2 separate regions of the Homo sapiens genome follow, and region 2 is linked to region 1. The links are chromatin contacts, found by Hi-C in ENCODE. All regions are on one chromosome and are shown on one strand. Each heading gives the region's core, a stretch centred on a gene start or an enhancer-like site at or near the end of the contact. The rest is flanking DNA. Distances are from core to core; before and after follow the strand shown.

Evidence for each region. Hi-C counts contacts between places; a loop is a spot of excess contacts on that map. Pooled maps may share reads with other maps.
Region 2: a loop to region 1 is called in a map of OCI-LY7, with 4 times the contacts of the local background. The contact joins the promoter of RRP8 here to the promoter of ZNF215 in region 1. A Hi-C loop is called at or near these places in 2 of 168 maps with a recorded cell type or tissue (OCI-LY7 and chondrocyte), 13 of 37 single-sample maps with no recorded cell type and 13 of 50 pooled maps.

What each region holds. Positions count from the first base shown.
Region 1 is chr11:6,924,499-6,929,657 of GRCh38, reverse strand. It overlaps ZNF215 (zinc finger protein 215), which reads right to left and starts at 3,232. Exons shown (of 7, transcript NM_013250.4): 1 at 2,973-3,232; 2 at 1,851-1,996. It overlaps LOC107984019 (a long non-coding RNA gene), which reads left to right. Exons shown (of 4, transcript XR_001748112.3): 2 at 2,496-3,841; 3 at 5,083-5,159.
Region 2 is chr11:6,602,133-6,606,222 of GRCh38, reverse strand. It overlaps RRP8 (ribosomal RNA processing 8), which reads left to right and starts at 2,607. Exons shown (of 7, transcript NM_015324.4): 1 at 2,607-2,819; 2 at 4,008-4,090. The coding sequence starts at 2,721. It overlaps ILK (integrin linked kinase), which reads right to left and starts at 2,449. Exons shown (of 13, transcript NM_004517.4): 1 at 2,401-2,449; 2 at 1,863-2,043. The coding sequence starts at 1,951. RefSeq lists enhancers at 1-115, 1,428-1,587, 1,818-2,057, 2,648-2,837, 2,833-3,374 and a silencer at 2,368-2,577.

The sequences.
Region 1 (5,159 bases), core at 1,983-4,482:
AATGGCATTTTGCCTCTGTGATCTTCCTGCTCTAAACCCATAACCCCAGTCTAATAATGAGAAAAACATCAAATTCCAACAGATGGTTCTCCATACTTAACCAATACCTCCTCATAATTGTAGCATGATCAGAAACAAGGAATGTCTGAGAAACTGTCACAGCCAAGAGAAGCCTAAGGGGGCATGACAACAGAATGTAATGTGGTATACTGGATGGATTCTACATCAGTAAAAAAGACATTAGGTAAAAATTAAACTTGAATAAAGCATGGACTTTAGTTAATGTAGTATTATTAATTGTAAGAAATGTTCTATACTAATACAAAATGTTACTAATAGGAAAAATTAGTGGAGGGGTATATGGACACTCTGTTGTACTGTCTTCTCTATTTTCCTGTAACTTTATCCAATTTATTTAGAAACTTTTTTTCTCTGTGAATGCAAGCTCCCCAGAGGATTTCCCACAGCAAGTGGAAAGCCACAGAGGCAGGTGCCTTCTGGCTTGAAAGATCCCATCTAGGTTGTCATGGCCAGGGGAGGAAAAGGGTAATGGTGCCTTTCATGGGCTATTCCTGGGTCTCGCGGGATAGAAAATTGCTTCCAGTTGCCCTGAAACAAGTGCTTCCTGTAATGAATCCCTCTGGAGTACTCCTTGACATCTCCCCAAACTCATAACAAAAGACCATCTTTCTCCTCATTCGCAGCTGCCAAGGCCCACCGTCAATACAACAGACTGAAAACCCGCCACAACTGTTGACATCCACGACCCTCCTGATCTGGCCTCATTAGCTCCACTTTTGAGCCACCAGCCAAGAGAGAGCTCTTAAATATGACTGGTGGAATAGTCCTGAAGTAGTATAATTTAGTCCAACAAAAAAATGAACTATGGGCCCAGATACTTTGAAAGTAACATAAATGGAGAAAGAAAAAATAAAAGCTCACAGGCCATATGTCAAAGACAAAACAGAAAAGGCTTTATACTAAAAAGTAAAAATAACAGAGATGTTAATTGCAACAATAAATGTACCGGGTAAAAATTTAAACTCAAACTACATAAAACTCAAAAGACATCCGAAACGAGAACTCCAAAACTAAATGTAAAAGAATTTTTAAAAAATACCAGGCAAACAAAAAATATTCAAGAGTTTAGTGAATTAAAATTATAATGAATTAAAAGCACAAATACATTAGAGGAAACTAAATGATTATAACTCATAATGAAATATAACTCATTAAATGTACAACATACTTGAAACATTTTTGGCAAAATTCTCAGAAAACAAGAAATGAAGTCAACAGTGATACAATAGAAATGGGATATTAGGTAACTTTCTCAGACTCTGACAGATAAAGTCAAAAAAGTAATAGTATAGTGGATATAAATAATATGCTTAGCCTAATAGATAAATAAAACTAGATAAAATGTAGTTTCTATTCAAGCACCTAAGGGAATGTTTACAAAAGCAATTTATTAGGCTACCAAATAGAAAATCCTTGATAAATGGTAAACAAGAGTAGTGGAAACCATATTTATTACTAGAATGCAAAACCAGAAATTAACACCACATAGAAAAAACAATTTCACCTACTTTAAAATTCAAATGTTTGCTTCTAAAAAAAAAGATAAAAGAGAATCAAAAGGACAACTGCAAAGTATCTAAAAACAGTAAAAACATTGTACGTCAAAATCTAAAGCGCACAGCTGAAGCTCCTGATAGGCAATGGAAAAGCCTTACATATAATTAAACAAGAATGAGATGCATTAAATATCCAACTCAGGAAATAAAAAAAAAGCAACAAATATACTGGGAGGTTTGTAGGTGAAAAACACAAATTAATGAATTACTCACTGTAAACAGTTACAGAGCTAGGACAGGGAGAGACGTTCAGGATGGCATGCTGCATTTAGGTAAGATTTCCGAGGTGGAATAGTTTTGATGATAGAGATCCAAGGTGTGACGTGACTGCAAGTAGCTTAAGTGGCAAATGATGAACACTGGAATATACAAAGCCAGGAAATATAACAGTTAAACTCTAAAGTACTGAATAGATGCCTCTGATATAAAGGTGGGATTCAGGATTAAGACACGGAGCCAGTACCACTGTGACGGAGGGACCTGAAGTTGTAGTGGATGGTTAGACTAATATAACCAGGTGGCACCAGTTCTACGGTTTTATGGCCGCAAGGAACTCGAACAGCTGCTAATTATGGAAAAAAGGTACTGTCTGTGAAGAGGGTTATTTCTAATCAAACAGGTTGTAGGTAGGACAGCTGCTTGAGGTAAGAACCACCTGGCGAGAGTAGCTTAGATAAAGAGGAACAGAAAACAGTTTGCAAATAAGTGACTGAATAGAAGTCATTTATGTTAAATGGAGAAAGAATTATTTTAAAATAAGTACGATACTTGGAGGTTTTAATCTTTTAGGGAGGTGGCCAGGAATGACTGGGAAAACAAGGCAATATGAATTAATTAAAACTCCATTGTCTTTCCCAGTTGATTGATCCAGTCACGCTTGGTTTTTCCATGAGGCATCAATACCAGCCATTCCCAAACCAGCTGATCATAACATACTAACCACTCTGCGCGTCTGGAGACTGCCCCTATTGCAGAGTGGAAGAGGCGACAGGAGTGTGGTTAAATCCTTGCTTTAGCGGAGCTGGATCCTGACCCCAGCCGTCCCGCCGCCCACCCCCTCGCCCTCTGTCGCTGCTCTCAACGCTTGTCTTACTTCCGCAGCCCACGTTTCCATCCCTCCCGTCAGCTCGCGCCCTCCTCCAGGTTTTCCGGCACAGACCTTGGAGGGCAGCGTGGAAACTGGGTAACTGCAAGCAAGCTGAGGTAAGCTGCACGTTCCGCATGGACGCCCTCAAGCGTGATTCCCAATTCCAAGACCCCGCGTCCCCACCGCCCGCTGACGAGAACGATACCCGTGAGCACCGCTCCTCTCCAGTGGCCCGTTCAGTCACTCACAAGCGCCAGTTCTCAGAGGAGCCGCGGAATCGCTGTCTTGGACAGTGAAGGGAGCTGGCGTTGGTAATCACGCTGCAACTAGGAATCCCTGACCTCGCCGAACCCTCAACTCACTGCCGGCTCCGAGTTTCATAAATTGCCGCGGAACAACCTCGACGCACTCTTGCGCACGCGCACCAGCTGTGGAAGGAACCCCCTAGGAGCCCCCGCGACCCGGATCGGTGAGGTAGACCAGGCCTTTGCCAGCCCCGTCCCTTTCTGCAGGCCCCGTCCCTTTCTGCAGGCCCCGCCCACGCCGCACACTTGGAACTCTGGCCCTGTGAATGGACTCACGGTGAGCTTCTAGTGGCTTAAAGAAATGAGCGTCATACTTCCGGCGCTGCCTCATCCCGTCCGGGGAAACTAGTCCAAATCGCCTTTCTGTTCCCCACACCCCATTTGTCTGGAATCAAAAAACAATGACAATTTCGACAAGACATTGTCTCTTACATGGTCTTTATTGGTTTATTGGTTCACAGATTCATTCATTCAGTTTTGTATGGAAGTGAGAGGGCTTGCAGTTCGTTGTTCAGTTTTGGCTTGTTAAGACTGAGGTACTTTGTGGCATCTGAGAAGCATTGTCAATTAGGCATTTGGATGTAGGCATTTGGGAATTTAGAGATGTCTGGGGCTAGACCTGTAAAATTTGGGTCAATCTGGGTAGATGGTGATTGATGCTATCCATTGGAATAGGACTGCAGAGAAAGGGACAGAGAGGAAGAGAGAAAATAGAAGGAAATGGGCTGGAATTGGCCCAGGGAACACCAACACCATTGGTTGAGTCAGGAAGGCGGACCTGCAAAAAAGAGAGAGGAGGATCAGCCTGAGAGGTAGGAGGAAATCTGGTGGGTGTGGAGACACAGAGGGAAGGGATGTGTGTGTCACAAAGGAGAGAATGCTTGGTGGCATTAAGTACATGATAATATGATTAGTGCTTGCCTAGAGGCATGTGGACAGTGCTGTAGGAGCAGAGTGAAAGAACTTAAACCAGAGAGAGCTTTATATCTAGGCCAGGAGTGGACTAAGGTAAAACAAGATGGCAACTTTGAACAGCTAGTGACACAAAAAAACAAGGACACACCATATAGTTTCTTTTATTTCTTTTTAAATAGACCTTATTTTTTAGAGCAGTTTTGGATTTACAGTTTTGGAAAAATTGAGAAGGTAATATACAGAGTTACCTTCTACTCCACAACTAGTTTTCCCTGTTATTACCCTCTTAAATTATTATGGTATATTTGTTACAACTAAGAAAATAAAAATAAAATATAAAAATAAAAAATAAAATAACATTGATACATTAAGTCCACAATACTTTATTCAGATTTCTTATTTTCTTTGCTTTTTTCTTTTCTTTTCTTTCTTTCTCTTTCTTTCTTTCCTTTCTTTCTTCTTTCTTTCTTTCTTTCTTTCTTTTTCTCTCTTGCTTGCTTGCTTCTTTTCTTTCTTTCTTCTTTTTTTGACTGGGTCTCACTCTGTCACCCAGGCTGCCAGGCTGGAGTACAGTGGTGTGACAGCTCACTGCAGCCTGGACCTCCCTGAGCTCAAGTGATTCTCCCATCTCAGCCTCCCAAGTAGCTGGAACTACAGGTGCTTGCCACCATGCCTGGCTAATTTTTTTTTAAATTTATTTTTTGTAGAGATGGATTTTTGCCATGTTGTCCAGGCTGGTAAGGACCAGACTTCTTTAGCTGGTTTATTTGTTTTGTTTTTATCTTTTTTCTTTCCTCTGATGCAGGATCCCAACTGGAATATCACATTACATTTAGTTGTCATGTCTCTTTAGGCTCTTCTGGACTGTGACGATTTCTCATACTTTCCTTGTGTTTCCTAACCTTGGCAGTGTTGAGGAGTACTGGTCAAGTATTTTGTATGATCTCCCTCTATTGGGAGTTTTCTGATATTTTTCCTATGATTAGACTGGAGATGAAGGTCACAGAGATAGAGTGCCATTTTTATTATATCATATCACAGGTACATACTATCAACATGACTTATCATTGTTGGTGTTCAATTTGATCGCCTGACTCAGGTTGTGTTTGTCAGAAGACATTTTTTTTCTTTCCAACAGTGGCAATGGATGCAGCAATATTCAGTTTCCAGAATCAGCAGCTCCGGCAGCAGTGTCCTGTGCTGATGGTGTTGGCA
Region 2 (4,090 bases), core at 1,358-3,857, 320 kb after region 1:
CACTTTCACTATTTGCTCACCTCTCAACTTTTGTTTTCTTTTTCTTTTTTAAGACAGAGTCTTGCTCTGTGGCCCAGGCTGGAGGGCAGTGGCATGATCTTGGCTCACTGCAGCCTCTGCTTCCCGGGTTCAAGCAGTTCTCCTGCCTCAGCCTCCGAGTAGCTGGGATTACAGGCGCACGCCACCACGCCTGGCTAATTTTTGTATTTTTAGTAGAGACAGGGTTTCACCATGTTGGTCAGGCTGGTCTCGAACTCCTGACCTCGTGATCCACCAGCCTCGGCCTCCCAAAGTGCTGGGATTACAGGCGTGAGCCACCGCGCCCGGCCTACTTTTCAATCTGCCACAAATCTGCTGTATCGAGAGCAGAGATTATGTCAGATTCTGGACTCTAGCACCCAGCACAGAAGGTGTTCATCATAGTGCCTTAAATTAAGGAACCCAATGTAGTCTGATTTCTTCACCCATTATTCTGAAACAACACTCACAGATGGTCAAATACATCCTAACTGCACACTGAGGGGAGCAACAGACACTGGGGCCTACCAGAGTGGGGCGGGTAGGAAGAGGGAGGGATCAGGAAAAATAACTAATGGGTGCCACGGCTTAATACCTGGGTGATGAAATGATCTGCACAACAAACCTCCATGACCTGAGTTTACCCATCCAACAAACCTGCACATGTACCCCTTAACTTAAAAAAAAAAAACCCAACTGTAAATTCAATGGCTACTTTAAAATATTAATGTTCTTTGATCTCTCAGTAGCCTGTACTGCCGTTGACTACCTCCCCTTCATTAAAACATTCTCTTCTGTAAGCTTTACTCACACATTTTCCTATTTCTTTTTCAACTTGCGGTTGCTCCTTTTCTGTCGTGCAGGCTTCCTGTCCCCTGACCTCTTGCCTTCCACTCTCCTGAGACGTTCTCCTTCACAACCACGTCTTCAAGTATCATCTATATATATGATATATATATGCTATCTATATGCTGATAGCTCTCAAATCTGTGTCTCCAAGTCAGATTCCTCCCCTGAATTGCAAATCTGCATAACCAACAACACACTCAACATTTCCACCTTGCTGTATTGTCACCTTAACTTTAACATGTCCAAAATAAAATGCCTCATCCTCCAGTTTTCTCCATCTCAGTAAAAACAACCAAGTTCCCAAGCCAGAACCCTGGTCCTCATCTTTGCCCTTACTCACTCCCCACACCAAGTTCCACAATTCTTCGTCCTAAAGACTTCTGGAATTTGATCACTTCTCTTTTTCACTCACCCTAATTCTAGTCCAAGACATCATTACTTCTACGATGAACTAGGCAATTGCCTCCTTTCCACCTGCTCTTCACAAAGCATCCAAGACGATACTGAAAAATGGACAATCTCATTATGTCACTATACAGCTTTAAAACCTTGCTTTTAAAATAAAGACCTTCTTATAGCCTAAATATGCTTGCATGATCTGGCTGATCCTTGGAGACCTCTACAGTCTTATGTCCTGTTCTTTTCCTCTTGTACCCAATGCTCCGACCCACAGAGATCATCTATCCTCCAGCCATATGGAACTCCAGACAATTTCCTGTTCTCTCTGCTCTGTGCCTTGCCCCCTAGCCTTTGGCCATGCAGTCTACTGAGGCTGGAAAGCTCTCTGTAGCCTCTGCCTGTGAAACTCTTATTCTGCAGTCAAGATTCAGCTCAAACTGCGTCCTCTGTGAAAACCCTCTGCCCCCCACAGGCTATGCTTAGCACTCATTACACTGGCTAGCAAAGGCAGCCGCCACCACCAGACATGAGCACTCCACTCCACGTAGCCAGGAGATCTCTAGCCTTCCTCTCATCCACCAACCGTTTCAGCTCACCCCTGGTTGAGGTCGTTCTCCGTGTTGTCCAGCCACAGGCGAACGGCGACTGCGTTGCCCTCCCGGCACTGAGTGAAAATGTCGTCCATAGCAGCGTCCCGGCGCCGAGTCCCCTGGATTGGGGAAGCCTGAGGACTGTGGAGTGATCCAGGGAAGGAGGATGAACCCCAAGCTTTATCCTCTACAGGAGAGAAGTGTTTGTGTTGGGGGTAGGGGGCCTGAGCTGCGTCCCCGGCTAGTGGGGGTCTGTGAAGGAGTTCGGGGCTGCGGGATGATCCCTGGCTGTGTCCTCTAGACGCGAGGTAAAGGCGGGTCAGGGTGGGCAGGGGGTGACGAAGAGGTAGTGTCTGCTGAACGGATGTCCGAGAGCAGGCAACTAGACCCTATCCGCGAACAGAGTTGGGGGAAGTGGGGAGGTTCAGGCTCCGTATACTCTGGGAGAGGGGACCGGGGGTCCTCCCCAGGGTTGGCTCCGTTCCTTACTTGGGACTCAGGAGAAGTGAGGGGTGACAGGGGGCGCGGGTCCTCTCGCACTCACCGGGACTCGGGCTGCAGGATCCTTCTCCGGGGAACTCCCGTCCGGCCGCGCCCGCAGCCCGCCGCCGGCCCCGCCCCGCCCGTGGCGCTCTTGGGCAGCGCGGGCCTCCGTCCCTCCCCTCCCACCGCCTCCCTGCCCTTCTAGCCGCGCCTGGCTAAACTCGATGGTTCGCTGCGCCGCGCCGGCCGCTCTAGCAACCCCTGGCTGTCACGCTTTGGTTTCCGGGTCGGTTCTGGCAGGTCTGAGCGCTCCGACTTCCAGAGGAGCGCTGTGCACGTGGAGAAGAGCGGGGACTCGGCGACCCTGCCCTCCCGACCCTCATGTTCGAAGAGCCTGAGTGGGCCGAGGCGGCCCCAGTAGCCGCGGGCCTTGGGCCCGTAATCTCACGACCTCCGCCTGCGGCCTCCTCGCAAAACAAGGTGAGTGACTCGCGGGAGCAATGGGAGCTGTTTCAGGCCGCGAAGCGGACATTGGTGGATCCCAGCGCTGTGTGTATTGCGGGGAGGGACACCTGTGGCACCGTTAAGGGCGAGTCCTGATCTGAAGATCCGAGAACTTCCAAAAGAAACTGACGTTGGGTCAGAGAGAGTTGTTGAGTAGAAGTTGGTGAAGCGAAGAGGGTTCTTCAGACAGGAAAAAGTACGTACAAGGGCCCTGGGACAAGAGAGCATGTTCTGTCAGAGTCACAAACACAAGTGGTCCTTGTGGTTGAAATACATAGTAAATGAAAGGGGCATATATGCTGTTCAAGTTCAAGAGGTAGAAGTTTTGCGTATATTGAGAATAGAAGCCAATGAAAGGTTTTAAGCAATGGAATTATTTCTTCAGATTTGTATTTTGAAAGGGTCGTCGGTTACAGTGTGGAGGATGGATTGGAGACAGTAAGAGTTGTCAGTATCATTGTTCAAAGGAGGGTGTGGGAAACTTAGAATCAGGGTAAGTGCCTGGCCTAGGATTACCTGGTAGGACTGCAACACAGAATCAGCCTTCCCGACAATACATCTTCTCCTTTGAGCCTCTGCAGATGTGAGGGCCCTGCTTCCTCAGGCTTTTCTTACCCTTCAGTCTGCCTCCAACATGGAATCGGCCTGCTTTGTTTCCTCCTTTTTCATCCCCTAGCCCCATTACCATTGTCCAAGCCGCTGGCCTCTCTGTCTGCAATTTCTCCCCTTCAGTTTGTTTTCTACACTGCAGCTAGAGACATGTTAAATATTTAATATACGTGTGTGATCATGTGTCTCCTGTGTTCAGAAGCCTCCTTACCTCTTACAGAAATGTATCAGCTCTAGGCAAAAGCTCAAGGTGAAGGGTTGGAATTCCTGGTCTCTGGCCTTGGTCTTGTTGCTTGTGGCCTTTGCATTTTCCTTTGGGGAAACCTCCATTAGCTCATTTACACATTGAAGAAAGTGGGATAGGTGGTTTCTCTGCTCTCCAGCTTCCCAGAAGTTGGGGTGGTGACATAAAAGTTCTTCTGGGTTCTGGCAGGCTTGACTGGGAAGAATTCAGATGCTTCTGCCAGTCTGAATCAGGTCCACATCTCTCCCTTCTTGTTCTCCAGGCCTCATCCATTCTCTTTAGGCCCACTGTCATCCCCTGTTTTCCTCCAGGGCTCCAAGCGCCGCCAGCTCTTGGCCACATTACGGGCCCTAGAGGCAGCATCTCTTTCCCAGCATCCCCCCAGCCTATGTAT